2 separate regions of the Mus musculus genome follow, and region 1 is linked to region 2. A link is a contact called in ENCODE POLR2A ChIA-PET data. All regions are on one chromosome and are shown on one strand. The core of a region is the stretch at or near the end of the contact, and the rest is flanking DNA. Distances in the headings are between cores, read along the strand shown. Region 1 overlaps Pvt1 (Pvt1 oncogene). Region 2 overlaps Pvt1 (Pvt1 oncogene).

The links. ChIA-PET counts read pairs that join two places held with the same protein, here RNA polymerase II (POLR2A).
Region 1: POLR2A ChIA-PET joins it to region 2 with 19 read pairs in embryonic stem cell. The contact joins two enhancer-like sites. POLR2A ChIA-PET finds 5 or more read pairs at or near these places in 3 of 5 experiments (Patski and embryonic stem cell).

Annotation. Positions count from the first base shown.
Region 1 is chr15:62,179,283-62,186,267 of GRCm38, forward strand. The region is part of intron 2 of Pvt1 (Pvt1 oncogene); the gene reads left to right. Among named protein-coding and RNA genes, the nearest start is that of Pvt1, 140 kb to the left of the region's middle. Within about 2 kb of position 2,194, at least 1 of the 3 ENCODE cell types and tissues checked has a DNase peak (open chromatin) inside an H3K27ac peak, as active enhancers do.
Region 2 is chr15:62,123,262-62,129,975 of GRCm38, forward strand. All of the region lies in intron 1 of Pvt1 (Pvt1 oncogene), which reads left to right. Among named protein-coding and RNA genes, the nearest start is that of Pvt1, 89 kb to the left of the region's middle. Within about 2 kb of position 4,655, at least 1 of the 3 ENCODE cell types and tissues checked has a DNase peak (open chromatin) inside an H3K27ac peak, as active enhancers do.

The sequences.
Region 1 (6,985 bases), core at 944-3,443, 54 kb after region 2:
ATATATAAGCTACTATCTCTATCATTAAAATATTTCAGGTTGTTGGTGGCACATGCCTTTAATCTCAGCATTTAGGAGGCAGAGGAAAAAGGATCTCTTGAGTTTGAGACTAGCCTGGCTGGTCTACAGAGTGAGTTTCAGGACAGCTACAGCCACACAGAAAAACCTTGTCTTGGGGGTTGGGGTGGGGAATCTAGATATATTAGTCAGGATTGTCTTGAACGATAGAGCCAATGTGCAATGAAAGATAGACATGTATCTCAATATCTGTGTCTATATGGAGAAGGATTTATTTTTCATAAGGCATTGACAGAGATTATCATGGAGCTTGTGAAGTTCTGATGGTCTGCTGTGTATACCTGGAAACTAGAGAAGCTGGCTGTGTGCATAGACAGAATTATGAAAGAGTGTCTCAGCGCAAGTGCCCAGGCAGAGAAAGAATGAACTTGCTTCTCCTGCTTCCTTATTCAGCTTTCTAGGCATCCTTGAGTTCTGATCCTCAGTGGGCTGGATGATGTTCACCCATACTGATGTAAGCTACTCACCACACTCACTCACTTTCCCTCCCTTCTCTGGAAACACCATCATCAATCCTCCTTAGAAATGTCCTTAACTGGTTCCCTTTGTAGCTCTTGGCCCAGCCAAATTGACACACTGAGTAGACACAATGTATCTAACCATCAATTGAGACACTGGGGAGACACAATGTATTCAATTGTCTGAATCAGCTGGCTGACATCCACCTCAGGCCACAAGCTGAACGCACTTAGACTGCTGAGGGCACAAAAGCACTCCTTTCCAATCCAAGTTTTGCAACAAGGTAGACCAAATCGAGTCATCATAAGTTATTGTCCTTATCTGGCTATGCCCCTGCTTTGATGTTTACCCAATACAGAACCCCCACTGATTGATGATATTTGCTTCCTCATCACTACAACTTGGCCTGTAATGAGCACTGCTGTTTTTACAGCATCAGGCTGCTAGGACTATGTATAGAGAGAGAGCTTTGGCTTTGCTCTGGTCTTATACCTTGTGACCCATTGAACACCTCACTTTCAAGACCTGATGGGGATTCATCTAGGACTCTGGTCCTTCCTTCAGATGTGTGTATGTTGTATCAGTCCCTCAGTCCCTTCTCCTGAATCCTGCTAGGAGACCTCACAGCACAGTATTCTATCTGCTAAAGGAGTTGCTTTCCTTCAATGATGCTGTAGTGATGCTGCTGGAGGAGTAGCTGGTTCTAGTAATGTTGGTGTTGAGGAAGATAATAATAATACTGGGGACATTGCTTTTGAATTAGGGGACTAGCTCAAGTATATTATTTTTCATATCTCATCTCATCTCATCTCATCTCATCTCATCTCATCTCATCTCATCTCATCTCATCTTCTTTCCTCTCCATACTTATGTTGCCTATTCAGGAATATTTTGGCTATTGTACCTGTGGATATTCATTACAAAGGAGGCAGTGGCTCAAATGAAGCCAAAGAGCCTGGCTCTGAAGGACTGATGGCCAGGTGGCCAGACATAGGTATTCAAAAGAAGATTTGAGGCTTCTGTTTACCTCTTCGCTGATGGTGCCACTGCTGAAGTAGTACTTCTTTACCCTGGCAGCATTGTCTCAGTGACAGCTGTGTCTTGTCCACGGGGCCTCTGTGTCCCATGCTCTTCACAAGCTTCATCTCCATCCTCTCAGGCATGCTGCCCAGAAGGGCCCTGGGCTCCTCAGTTCTGCACCTACTACTTTGCTTCTTCCCATTCCGAGGTGGTGTATTTGCCTCAGTTGCTGCTCCTCCTATCCCACCATTCCCTTTCTTACTCTCTCTCAGGTTTAATTCTTGTCTTGTCCTTTCTCACCATTCTAAGATAGCCCTGTGACGCTTCCCTTGATGAGCCCTAATGAGACTCTGTAGCACCAATCTCTCCTTTCCTGTAGTCACACGAGCTGGAATCCAGATTCCACTTTGTCATTTGGAGACTCAGAGTATTGCCACACACACCCCTCAGCGCCACCCCCCCCCCCATAACTCCCTGCAGCCCCCACTTTCTCCACGGCACCTACTCCCCCTTGCAGCTTGTGCCGGGAAGCCCTGTTTCCTAGCTGCAGCCTATTATGTTCCAGTCGACAGGCCGGGGGGGGGGGGTGTCACCGACAGCCCCCAGAGCCTGCTGCACATGGTGTTAAGTAAGGCTTTGGGTTTTCCATGACATTGGTCGGTCCCCAGGGTGGGCAGGGTTCATGTGTCTGCAGGAGTATGTGAGGGCATAGACTGGAAATAGCCTTGTCAAAATAGACCAAGGGCAAATGCTGAGAGGGGAAATGAGGCTGACCTGGGGCGGAGCATAGGGCAGGTGCTTCTCCAGGGGCTTTCCTCTGTGAGGGGCCCTGTAGCTAAAGGCTGCCTGAAATACTTCCTGTGACCCTCTAGACCTACATGAGGCCCCCATCAGACACAAGAGCTTCCTGTTCCCTCTTCACTTTCCAATACTTACAGAGCAAGAAGGGTTTACTCAGTTCTTCTTTCTTTCTCTTGTCCCCTCAGCTCCTGTCTTAGTGCATTTGGCCTGCTCTAAGGAAGTGGGACTCTAGGCTGTGTGGCTGTGGAACAACAGGGGTTGATTTCTCCTGGTTCTGGAGGCTAGGCATCCCCGACTGTGTGCCACCGACGTCATTAGTGTGTGGCAAGGGCCTGCTTTTTGACTCATGGTCCCCTGTCTTCCAGGTCTAACCTGGGGGATGAGGTAAGGCTGCTTGCTGGCATGTCTTTTCTAAGGATGCTTATTGTAGTTCCTGGGTTCTGTTCGCATGACATTTCTCATCACCTTGGAGGTTAGGGATTCAACATAGGAATTTTATGAGGGCATAAACAGCCCATAATAGCCTCCTTGAAATATCTCTTGAGTGCACTCTCCTTCCTCATCAGGCATGTCAACAAAATTTCATGTCACTGTAAAGCAGAAATAATTGTACTTTCTATAGTTCATATTGTGACTTGGGCTTCTTCTTCAATATGCTCAAACTGATGACCAGTTGCATGCCAAACTCACTTTTGCCGGTGTGGTAAAGTTTGTCTCCATGGCTTCTTACTTAGCTTCAGCCTTTCTGTATTCCATGAAGTGAGGAGATTCATTGGTGGTGTGTGTCAATTAGTTTTTTTGCTGCTGTGATAAAACACCATGACAAACTTGTAGCCATCATCCAGAGAAGTCAGGGTAGGAACCTGGAGGTAGGAACTGATGCAGAGGCCATCGAGGAGTGCTGCTTACTCCTCCTGGATCACACAGCCTGCTTTCTCAACAGTAGGTAGGACCAACAGCCTAGGTGGCACCACCCACAGTGAGCTGGGCCTTCCACATCAATCATCAATCAAGAAAAATAGCACAAAACCCTTTCCCGAAGGCCAATCTGCTGGAGGCATTTTCTCAGTTGAGATTCCCTCTTCCCAAATGACTGCATAAAACTTGTGTCATGTTGACATGAAACTAGCCAGCACAGGGTGTCTGTTAGTTTTTCGGGGCTACTAAACAATCTGAAACACGCTAGATTGCTCAAATCCTCTGGGATGCATTCCGGTAGCTGTGGAGGCAGCAAAGCTGATATGGTGATGCCCCTACAATCCAGGGGATCCATGGGAAGAGCCTGCCCTTTTTCCATGGGCTTTTAATGACTACTGGACGCTCTAGGCATTTCTCAGCTTGCAGGACGCTTCTCTAGCTGTTCTCCCATGGCTTACTTATAGGCTTATATATTTATATATAGGCTCCCATGGCCTATGCCTATAACTTTCTTCTTATATGGATCAGCTTCCATGTACGTATGTATCTCAAATACTATACTGTGATAGTGTCTGTAGAACCCAGGTCCAAGTCACATCTTATTTGCAAGTACTGCAGGATACAATAGGGTATGAGAATGAAATGTTAACTCGGGATGAGATACACAGGTCATCCCAGCTCTTGGGAAGCAGGAGAGGGATGATCAGAGGTTCAGGACTACCTTCAATTACATTGTGAGTTTAAGGCTAGCCTGGGCTGCCAGAGACTTTGCCTCAACAACTCTACCTTTACGAGAGAAAAGAAAAAACAAGCTCTATGGCTTCTCTCTCTCTCTAAGTAAAGTATCTTTGGTTTTATATTTGCAATGATGTGGACAATCATATTGTCTTAGTGTTCTATGAAGAGATGTCATGAACAAGGTATTCTTAAGTTTCAGACGTTAGCCCATGATTATGGTGACACCAAAAACAACAACAACAACAACAAAAACGGACAAGGTTCTGGAGAAGGAACTGAGAGTCTTATATTCTGATCTGCACGCAGCAGAAGAGGGAGATACTGGGTCTGTCTTGGGCTTTTGAAACCTCAAAGCCCACCTCCAATGAAACACCCCTACAATAAGACCACATCTGCTAATCTAAATCCCCAAGTAGTGGTATTCCCTGAGGACTAAGCATTTGAATATGAGCCTACAGGGGCCATTTTCATTCAAAGAAGCATGCATATGTATAAAGAAAAGCAAATACCTGCATAGATTTGGCACCTGTCAGAGAAGAGGTAAATTCAAAGCAGAAAAAGCAACCTAGGCTCTGGTCTGGTTTATGGAGACACTCTGTTTTGGCCTCCGCTCATTGCAATGACAAATTATTATCCTTGGCTTCAGGGTAAAATTTTCTCAGAGTTACGGATACCGAGAAGTTCAAGGACAAAGTATTAACAGTTCATTTTCTGGTGATGGTGTCTGCTTCGGTCATGGATGTCTGTCTTCTTTTGTCATCACAGTGGGGTCAAGGGTTCAGTGTGAGAGCATCTAATGTTTCTCATTCTCCTTTAACAAAGAAATAAATATTTATGTTCCATGTGTGCATGTGTGTCAGGGTGTATGGGAGCATATATGGGGGTCAGAACACAACTTGTAGGACTTGGATTTTTCCAACTACCATGTAGATTCCTGGAAACTCAGGTCTTCAGGCTAGATAGACCACAAGCTCCATTTCCCAGAAAACCGTCTCACCAGCCCCATCCAATGTCTCTTCTTATGGGAAACTTATGAGTTCAGATCTCTGCCAATGCATGAGGTATTATGTGTTCTTCCTAACTTCTATCAATACCTCTTCTCCAATATAGTCTCATGGAAATGGTGGACCAGAGCTGATAGGATGCGCAAGCACACGCACGCACGTGTGAGCACACACACACACACACACACACACACACACACACCCTCACTTATTAGAATGACTTATAGGTTGTGGTCCTGTCTTATGACAGAAAGTCCAAGAACCCAATAGTTAGGTTACTTAGATACTCTCACACTGCCCTCATGCTCACTGGCAAGTTCATCCGTCCTGGAGCTGAGGCATCCTTCACTGATATTAAAGCCTACCTCTTCAGGATTCCAACATACATTGAATAGTTCAGTAGACCAGCTTGATCCCTTAGTTGGTCTTCGGTTGTAATCCTGAAGAAGTTAAAAAAAAAAAAAAGTGCCACTTATTTGTTAGAGCATGGGCTTATAGATTCTTGCTACATTGGTCACAATCCATGAATAAAACCACATTGTTACCCAGATTTTTCTTGGTCATTAGTACAATCATGAAGTTGGCTTCTATAGCCCATGGCTTGCTCTTTCATCGGTGTTTTGAGCTCTGCCTTTTATTTTGGTCCAGTATCACAGCATGCTCTGCCTGCCTGCCCCAGCTCTGGATTAAGCCAAGACTTCTGTGATATTCTTACATTCCCCCAACTAAATAAGAAATAATTCTAAGACCAACCCAAATTGAGAGACATTCTACCTAATCACGCTTCTGAAGACAAAGAATGATTGAGGAATGAGTTCATACTAAGGAGGCTGGGGAGATGGCTCAGTCAGTGAAATGCCTTTCTCATATGCATGAAGACTGAAGTTCAATCCCTTGATCCCATGTGAAAAGGCTGGGTGTGGTGGCACACGTCTGCAGACCCAATGATGTCAGGATGGGAGGTGGTAGATCCCTAGTATTTTTCTAGCTGGACTAGACTTCTATGAGAGACCCTATCTCAACCAAAATGAGGGGAGGCATGTTAGGTTGAAGATGAAGGATGCTGTGTTATCTTCACATATGTAGACACACAGACTTGTTGCTACATGCATATATCCTTCCCACACACAGAAGAGTAACCAGGGACCAAAACGTGATGACATAGGCTTGAAATCCTGGCACTTAGAAGGTCAAAGCAGAGGGATTGCCGTGGGTTTATAAGCTAGGCTACATAGACTAGGTTATAGTGCATTATACTGGCTTCAAACTAAACAATAAAAAAAATAACAAAACCAAATTAAGGGTCTTATCAGCTAAATATAGCTTGTGACTTGGGTCAGGGCCTGTATTTGAAAAAGTCATTATTGGAGAATTTAAATGAAGACTCCTAATTAGCAAGTAGAACTAATTTGCACATAAAATTTAATAATTGTACAGTGATAATAGTATAAATAAGATACCAAAATTTAAAAGGCCTTAGGCTATATAGGAGTTCTCTGTACATTTTAACTTATTTTCTTATATTTTTGGTTGTGAGCCTAGCCTTTAACGGCTGAGCCATCTCTCCAGCCCTTAACTTATTTTCTAAGTATGACATTGTTTCAGACTGAAAAATAAATAGAAATTACAAACACAGTAAGCTCTGTGTATGTTTGCAGGTATATGTATCTTTTTCATCCACTGATTGAGAAAGATAGATTGTAGTACTGTTTGTCTTTTTTTTTGTTGTTGTTGTTGTTGGCTTTTTGTTGTTGTTGTTGGTTTTTTTGAGACAGGGTTTCTCTGTGTAGCCTTGGCTGTCCTGGAACTCTCTCTGTAGACCAGGCTGGCCTCTAAACTCAGAAATCAGCTTGCCTCTGCCTCCCAAATGCTGGGATTAAAGACTTGCGCCACCACGCCCAGCAGTACTGTTTGTCTTGAATTGGCCTCTCTTTTATAGAAATGAAACAGGTCCATATAGCACATAT
Region 2 (6,714 bases), core at 3,405-5,904:
CCTGAGTGTTTTCCTGACACTTGTTAACTAAGAACTCCACAAGGGCAGTGACAATTAGCCAGCACCTTCTTCTGTACCTGTCTAACCTACTGCACCTGGCCAAGGTATAGGTCCCCAAGCGGTGAGTCACATGGGGCACCATGTGTGACCACTGTAAGTCTCAGGGTGGGGAAGACCCCACTGTCTGGGTACAGGCTGCCCATCATGGGATGGATGTATTCTCAGTGCAAGGGGCTGGAAGCTCCTACCAAGATAAGGAATCCTCCATAGCTTCTTTCTGGGCAGCGTCTTCTTTGCTAAGTGCATTTCCCCTTCCTCTGTCAATGGAGGAAATGGGAAACACTGAACACTTGAAGTCATATGGGTAGGGAACCCCTAGTCTCCCATGCTTTAGGACCTCCAAGGGCCTTTTCTCTTCTGACTTGCTTCTCTTTACTCTGCTGTGGAGGACCCTTTGTGCCTCGGTTTCCCCCAAACGTACACAGGGGAGCATGAGAACACTCACTTGGCTTGCTTGTTGGGATTAAATCCGTTGTATCTGACTATCCCAGCAGGTGCTCAGTATGCTGGATGAGCAGGATGCTGGCATGACTGATGGCTGGCTGGTGTGGTCCTTCTTAGCTGCTCCCTGGCCAAACCAAGTTTAAACACTTCCGCGCACCCTGCAGAGAGCAGATCTAAATTCCAAAGCCAAAAACTTCTGTGAAATCTCCAAGTCTCTTGGTGAGGTGTGTGATCCAGTCCAAAGAACTGACATTCCTCGCATTCTTGGTGGGGAAGTTGTGGGCCATTGCTTGTAAAAAGAGAAGGCCTCCTTCATTTCATCCCTTCCTCTGGATTCCACCAGGTTCTTAAAAGCACTTTGCAGACCTATAGGTAGTACCTCCTCTGTGTACAAGCTGCTGAGCCTGAGTATCTCTTTAGTTCTGACTGGAATAGGCTTTTATTTATCCTATCAGTCCAAAGTAGCTTCTATGGCTTCTTTACTATGCAACTATAAGCTAAGCAGCCTTGTTTTGGAGTCCTGGATAGCAGAGAGGGTGAGACCAAAAGCCCTATGATTCTGTAGTGAGTGTGTTAGACAACCTTCAATTTCAATCCTACTTGGTTTTGTATCTTTTCACTCTTTTCTGCTCATGTACATCCATCGATCCATTCATCTCTCTCTACCCATCCATCAACCTCTCCACTTCTCTAGCCTTCAGTTGACCCATCCATCTGAACACTTACTTCATCCATTTATCCTTCTGTCCATCCCACTGTTTCGTCACACTTCCATCAATTCATGTACTATTAACCTTTCTACTATTCACATACCTACCCACTAAGTTATCTATTACTTCATTCACCTATTAGTCCACTTACCCACTCACATACTCATTCATCTATCCATCCATTCATCTATCTATGCACACATCTGTCTATATACCCATACATCCCTCTCACCTACACAGTTACCTATAATATATTAACCTATCTATTCAGTCACCTACCTAGTCCTGAATAGACAGACAGGAAAATGGACCCAGGTCTCAAAAGCTTGTAGTTATAAGTAGGAGGTAGACACTTGGATAAAAGGGGAAGCTCAAATGTTGCAAGTACCATGATTTTAAAAGGGATAGGCTGTTCTAATGATGATAGGGGAGGCTGGCAGCTTCTTGAGAACACTTTTCCAAGGATAAAGCCTGCTCTGCCAGGGCCCTAGGATAGGTTTGTCTTCCTGTCTTCTACCTCAAGAGGCCCTTTTGAGCCACTGGAATCTGTGCTGCAGTGTTCCCAGTTGCTGGCTTTGCTGCAGAAAAAAGTGAGAAGGAAAGAAAGAGAGAAACAGAAAGGCGGGTCAGCCTTGCTGTGCATTTAGTTTGTGGTTCCAGACCTCCGTTTCCTGGATCTGATTTGTGTGGGACGCACGCAATGGCAGCTAGCTACTGTGTTTGCTGCCACGCTGACTCTGTGTGGTGATGAGGTCTGTCCCCAAACAGACCTCCTTTCTATCCCACTGGTCAGCATTTGGTGGCCAAGGGCAGAGTGGAGCCCATGTTTCCAACAGCTAGCCACCTCACACAGTGAAGCACTTCAGTGATTCTGAAGGTATGTTGGGTTAGGCTCCTCACCCCTCTCCCCTACAAGAGAGAGCACAGACAAAACGGGATATCTTTTATTTATTTATTTATTTATTTATTTATTTATTTGGTATTTTCTTCATTTACATTTCCAGTGCTATCCCAAAAGTCCCCCATACCCACCCACCCCCACTCTCCCAAAATGGGATTTCTAATGAGCAGCTCTGCTTGGCCCGTGGAAGCTGGGAGTGGAAAGCTGGAAGACTGTCCCAGAGTGGGCAGTCAGAGATCTGACTGATGGACGCATTGGCATTTGTGTTCAGCCCTCATGGGCACTGCTGCCTTTTGCCTCTGCTCTCAAAGCCATCCAGGATTCACCCATCTGTGTTGATCGGCCTGGGACAGCAAGAGCCATTGGGAGTCAACCAGAGCCAATGGTAGACAGAAGTGTGCGGATGAACTTGGAGGCTGTTTATGGAGTAGGGTGGCAAAGCCAAGTCATGGCTTGCTTGGTGCTGGGGTTTTGGTTGGTGTGGGAGCATCCGGAAGAGCCACAGAGAACGGTGATGCCAGTTTCTCTGGCAACTTGCTGAGTAAGCAGATACTCGCTCATCCTCTCTGATCCGCTTCGTTACTCATCAGTGGGAATAGCAGACTCAGAATGCCATCAGTATTTATGGCCTTTACAATTTGCTTCATGTGCTGCCGGAAGGTCCCTGGGTCCCCAAGAATTATCTATTGCTATTAATAATGGAATAATGGAGTATGACACTAGAGGATAAGACATGAGTTCTTTACCTGGGTTTCCCCTAGGACACTTGTGCACAGCCAGCCTGCCATACCGGGTTGGCAGATGGCCTGATGAAGAGAGGGCTCTTGGGCTTTGCCATCCGTACTGCCCCCGAAGCTATTATGAGAATGGATCGCTGTGAAGAGCAGTGTGAGTTCATTTTCAAAGTGCACGTGTAACACAAACATTGCGTGAACTCTAAACACCTGATTTGTTCATCTGATCCCTGCAGCAGTTGCCTGTAACTGCCCTCATGATTTAGAGCATCCTAACTACTTAAGGACCACCTATGTCGGCCCGCCTGCTACCTTCTTAATGGTGCTTCTTGGGGAGGTGAGTGGCAAAATCCATTCGGTCCTTCCTGTCTTTTTAAACAGGCATCACTGAAAACAGAAGATGTGTAGCTTAGGCTTCTAGAACCAACCAGATCTGATCCATCTGCCTTTTGGCATCATCTGTTTTTGCACTTCAGGTAGCACCCAGCTGTTGTGAGCTGAATGTGTCCCCTTGCTGCAGGCTGAAGAGCTGTGAGGCTCCTGTGTTCCCTTTTGGAATTGTTTCAAGAGACAGATTTGTCTTCCTCTCTCATGCCGCCTCCTCCTCCTCCTCCTCCTCCTCCTCCTCCTCCTCCTCCTCCTCTTCTTCTTCTTCTTCTTCTTCTTCTTTTTTCCCTTCCTGTTGTATTTGATACTGAGGATTGAACCCAGTACCTTGTACACATGCTAGGCAGATGTCCAGTCCTGGAAGAATAGCTTGTCATCTCCAGCTCCTGGATGCTAGGATCATAGACATACACTGCTGTGCTGGGCCTGGTGTATATGGTTCTCTTGATCAAACCCAGGCCTTGAACGTGCTAAGCAAGCACTCTGCTATGTAAGCCACATGTAGTTCAACCCACTTTGGTCCTCCATATACTCTCTTTATTTGTGAGATAGACCCTGGCTTGGTAGCTCTGTCCAGTCTTCAAAGTGGGGCCCTCCTGTTCCCTGAGGGCTGGGGTAAGGGGCACAGCATTGTACTAACCTGCTTGTTTTTAACTTGACCTTCTTGTCTACAAATTGGTTTATGGACAGTTTTCTCCTGGCTTCAGGAGGGAGCGTGGGGATAGATGGGCCTTCCTTTCTTTGGATCTCTTGTTTCCTAGTCTGCCTCAACTTGAGAGCCTGCATATCCTTTGAGCAGATCACCTTTGCAAAGCAAACTGAATGAGGGCTCTGGACTCTGATGGTCTCTGTAGCTGAGACAACAGAAAGAACACTAGGCTAGGATCCCAAGGCTGGGTACCTGGCTCCCATGACCCCTCAGGGAGCTGTCTGTCCTCATTGCACAGCCCCTGTCTCATGGCCTCTCTTGGACCACCATCCAAAAGCCCTGGCCTCATGGGGATTTGACCTGTTCAGGAGTGGGAGAGAACACCTCCCCCCCCCCCCCTTACTCTTCACCCTTTGGCCCTCCATTTTCATCCCAGTTTCTCATCTTTACTGCTCTCACCAGCTTGTGGGGATTTCCAAATCCTGTGCCCCTTGCTAAGTGTCTACATCCAGGCAGGGATCGTGTTTCTCCCAGTGACTAAACACAGGGACATATTTACAGATGGAGGATTAACCCCCCCACCCCCACCCCCAATCCTTTTCTCTACTCCATACCCACAGCTTATGCTCAGGTAACCGAGACTCTATGTGGGTCCTTTACATTTGGGATCCTGCAAGCATGCATGGCACAGAGTCTTGCGCAGGGACACCAAGTTGTTGCCACGTGAAAACAAAGCACTCATAAACTCATTGCTAACATCCAGCCCAGCCACATGGATGCCGTACCGATTGCCAGACCTTGTAAACAGCTGTCAGTAAGAGCGTGAAGAGCTAGAACGCGGAACTGACCTCTGTTTGGCTCACTCCGTGCATTCAGTGACACAGCAAATCCCCTTTACAAAGCAAAATGAGGCCACCGTCCCTCTAAGGAGCTGGGCTGAGTAGCTGCTACACAGAAGCCCAGTTTCCCACATTAAAAGATCCATTTTGTTACTTTAAAGAATTACTAGCAAGTATTAATTATTCATAGTCCCCCCCCCCCCCCCCCCCAAGACAGGGTTTCTCTGTGTAGCCCTGGCTGTCCAGGAACTTATTCTGTAGGCCAGGCTGGCCTCGAACTCAAAAATTCACCCACCTCTGCCTCCCAAGTGCTGGGATCAAAAGGCGTGTGCCATCACTGCCCAGCTAATTATTCATAGTAACAGGTTTCATTAGGAGGTTTTTGTACATCTATACTATCAATTTTGATCATTTCATTCCTTTTTCCCTCACCCTGCTGGACCCTTTTTAGTCTACGTGAACCTTGATTGTTCTACTGTTATTACTGTGTGGTGTGTGTGTGTGATGGTATGAATTTGCTTTTGATTGCTTATAGACTCACGGGCAACGAGTTAAGCTGTTACCTAGACTTTTCTGTCCCAGTATGTTCATTAGCTTCTTTGTGTCTGTTTGTTTCGTTTATAATCCCTGACTGCATTCCTGCTTTCTAGAGAGGTGAATGAGTTAATGCACAGGAAGGCTTAGAACAGTGCTTCCTGGCGGATGTATGGTAAACACTCGTTAAATGTTAACTATTGATACTGGTGTGCCTGGAATGCTAGCCGCCACCAGCTGATTTGTGTGCTTGCCAAAAGTTAGTTGTGTTGGTAATTACATATTATATACACAGAGAAACCGGAGTTTCTTATGAGGTGGTCCCTGGAAAACGTAGGCCTTTGGAAAAAGTAGATAACGCTAATTTGTGGGGACATTGTTACCAAATTACTCAGAAGCAAGACAGCTGTGAAAAATGAAGGCATGGTAAAGCTATGGGGAGTCTGCATTCCATACGTTACAGATGACTAAGCTTTGCTTTACTGCAAGGAAACGGAAATCTGGTATTGCAGGTATTCACGTGTGAGTTTGTTTTTTCCTGGGAAAGATAATTTGTACCTATAGTCAGCGGACCAGAGGAAATTGCTTCCCTTCCATTGGTTGATTTGCAAGCAGCTCTCAGACAGTGTTAAGTGCTGGTTCTTTTCAGTATGATCTACATTTGTGTGTGTGTGTGTGTGTGTGTGTGTGTGTGTGTGTGTGTGTGGTGCAGTGCTATTGAGATAAGCTTTCTTTCTGTAGCCCTGGCTGGCCTGAAACTAGCTCCGTAGACCAGGCTGGCCTGGAACTCCCAGAGATCCACCTGCCTCTGGGATTAAAGGTGTGTGTGCACCATCACTACCCAGCTCCAGAGGTGTCTATGTTTTGAATGAAATGGCAATGGTGAGGTTGGGTAAAAGCTTGTTTTCTTCAAGGTTGGTCAACTGACAGAAACTGTGTGCCTTGAATGAACCACGACCCAGTTTTATGGGCTGGGAGCAGGGCTGGCAGGACGTTGACTCAAGCTGGGGTACTGGTAGTGTTATGAGGGATGTAAAGAAGGCAGTAGTACTGTCTGGGGGAACCTTGCTTCTGAATGTGGGGAGGCAGAGCACTGCTCATGAGACGAATCACTAAAATGTGCAGTGGGCTATGGAGATAGTGTAGTTATAGTAGATGTTTGCCTTGCAAGCATAAGGATTTGCTTCTATCCCCAGGATTCATGTTTAAAAGTTGAAAATAAAAAAAGAAGCTGGACACGGTGTTGCATGCTTATAATTCCAGTGATGGTAAAAAAAAAGAGGCAGGAAGATCCTTGGGACTGTCTGGACAGCCTACATACTACATACATGTCGAATTCCAGGGCACTGATAGATCATTTCTTAAGGGAGTGGGTGGTATGTTGCACCTGAAGGAATGATTGATACCCATGGTCCTCTGGCCTCCACACTGCACTCAAACAAATAGGCACATGCAC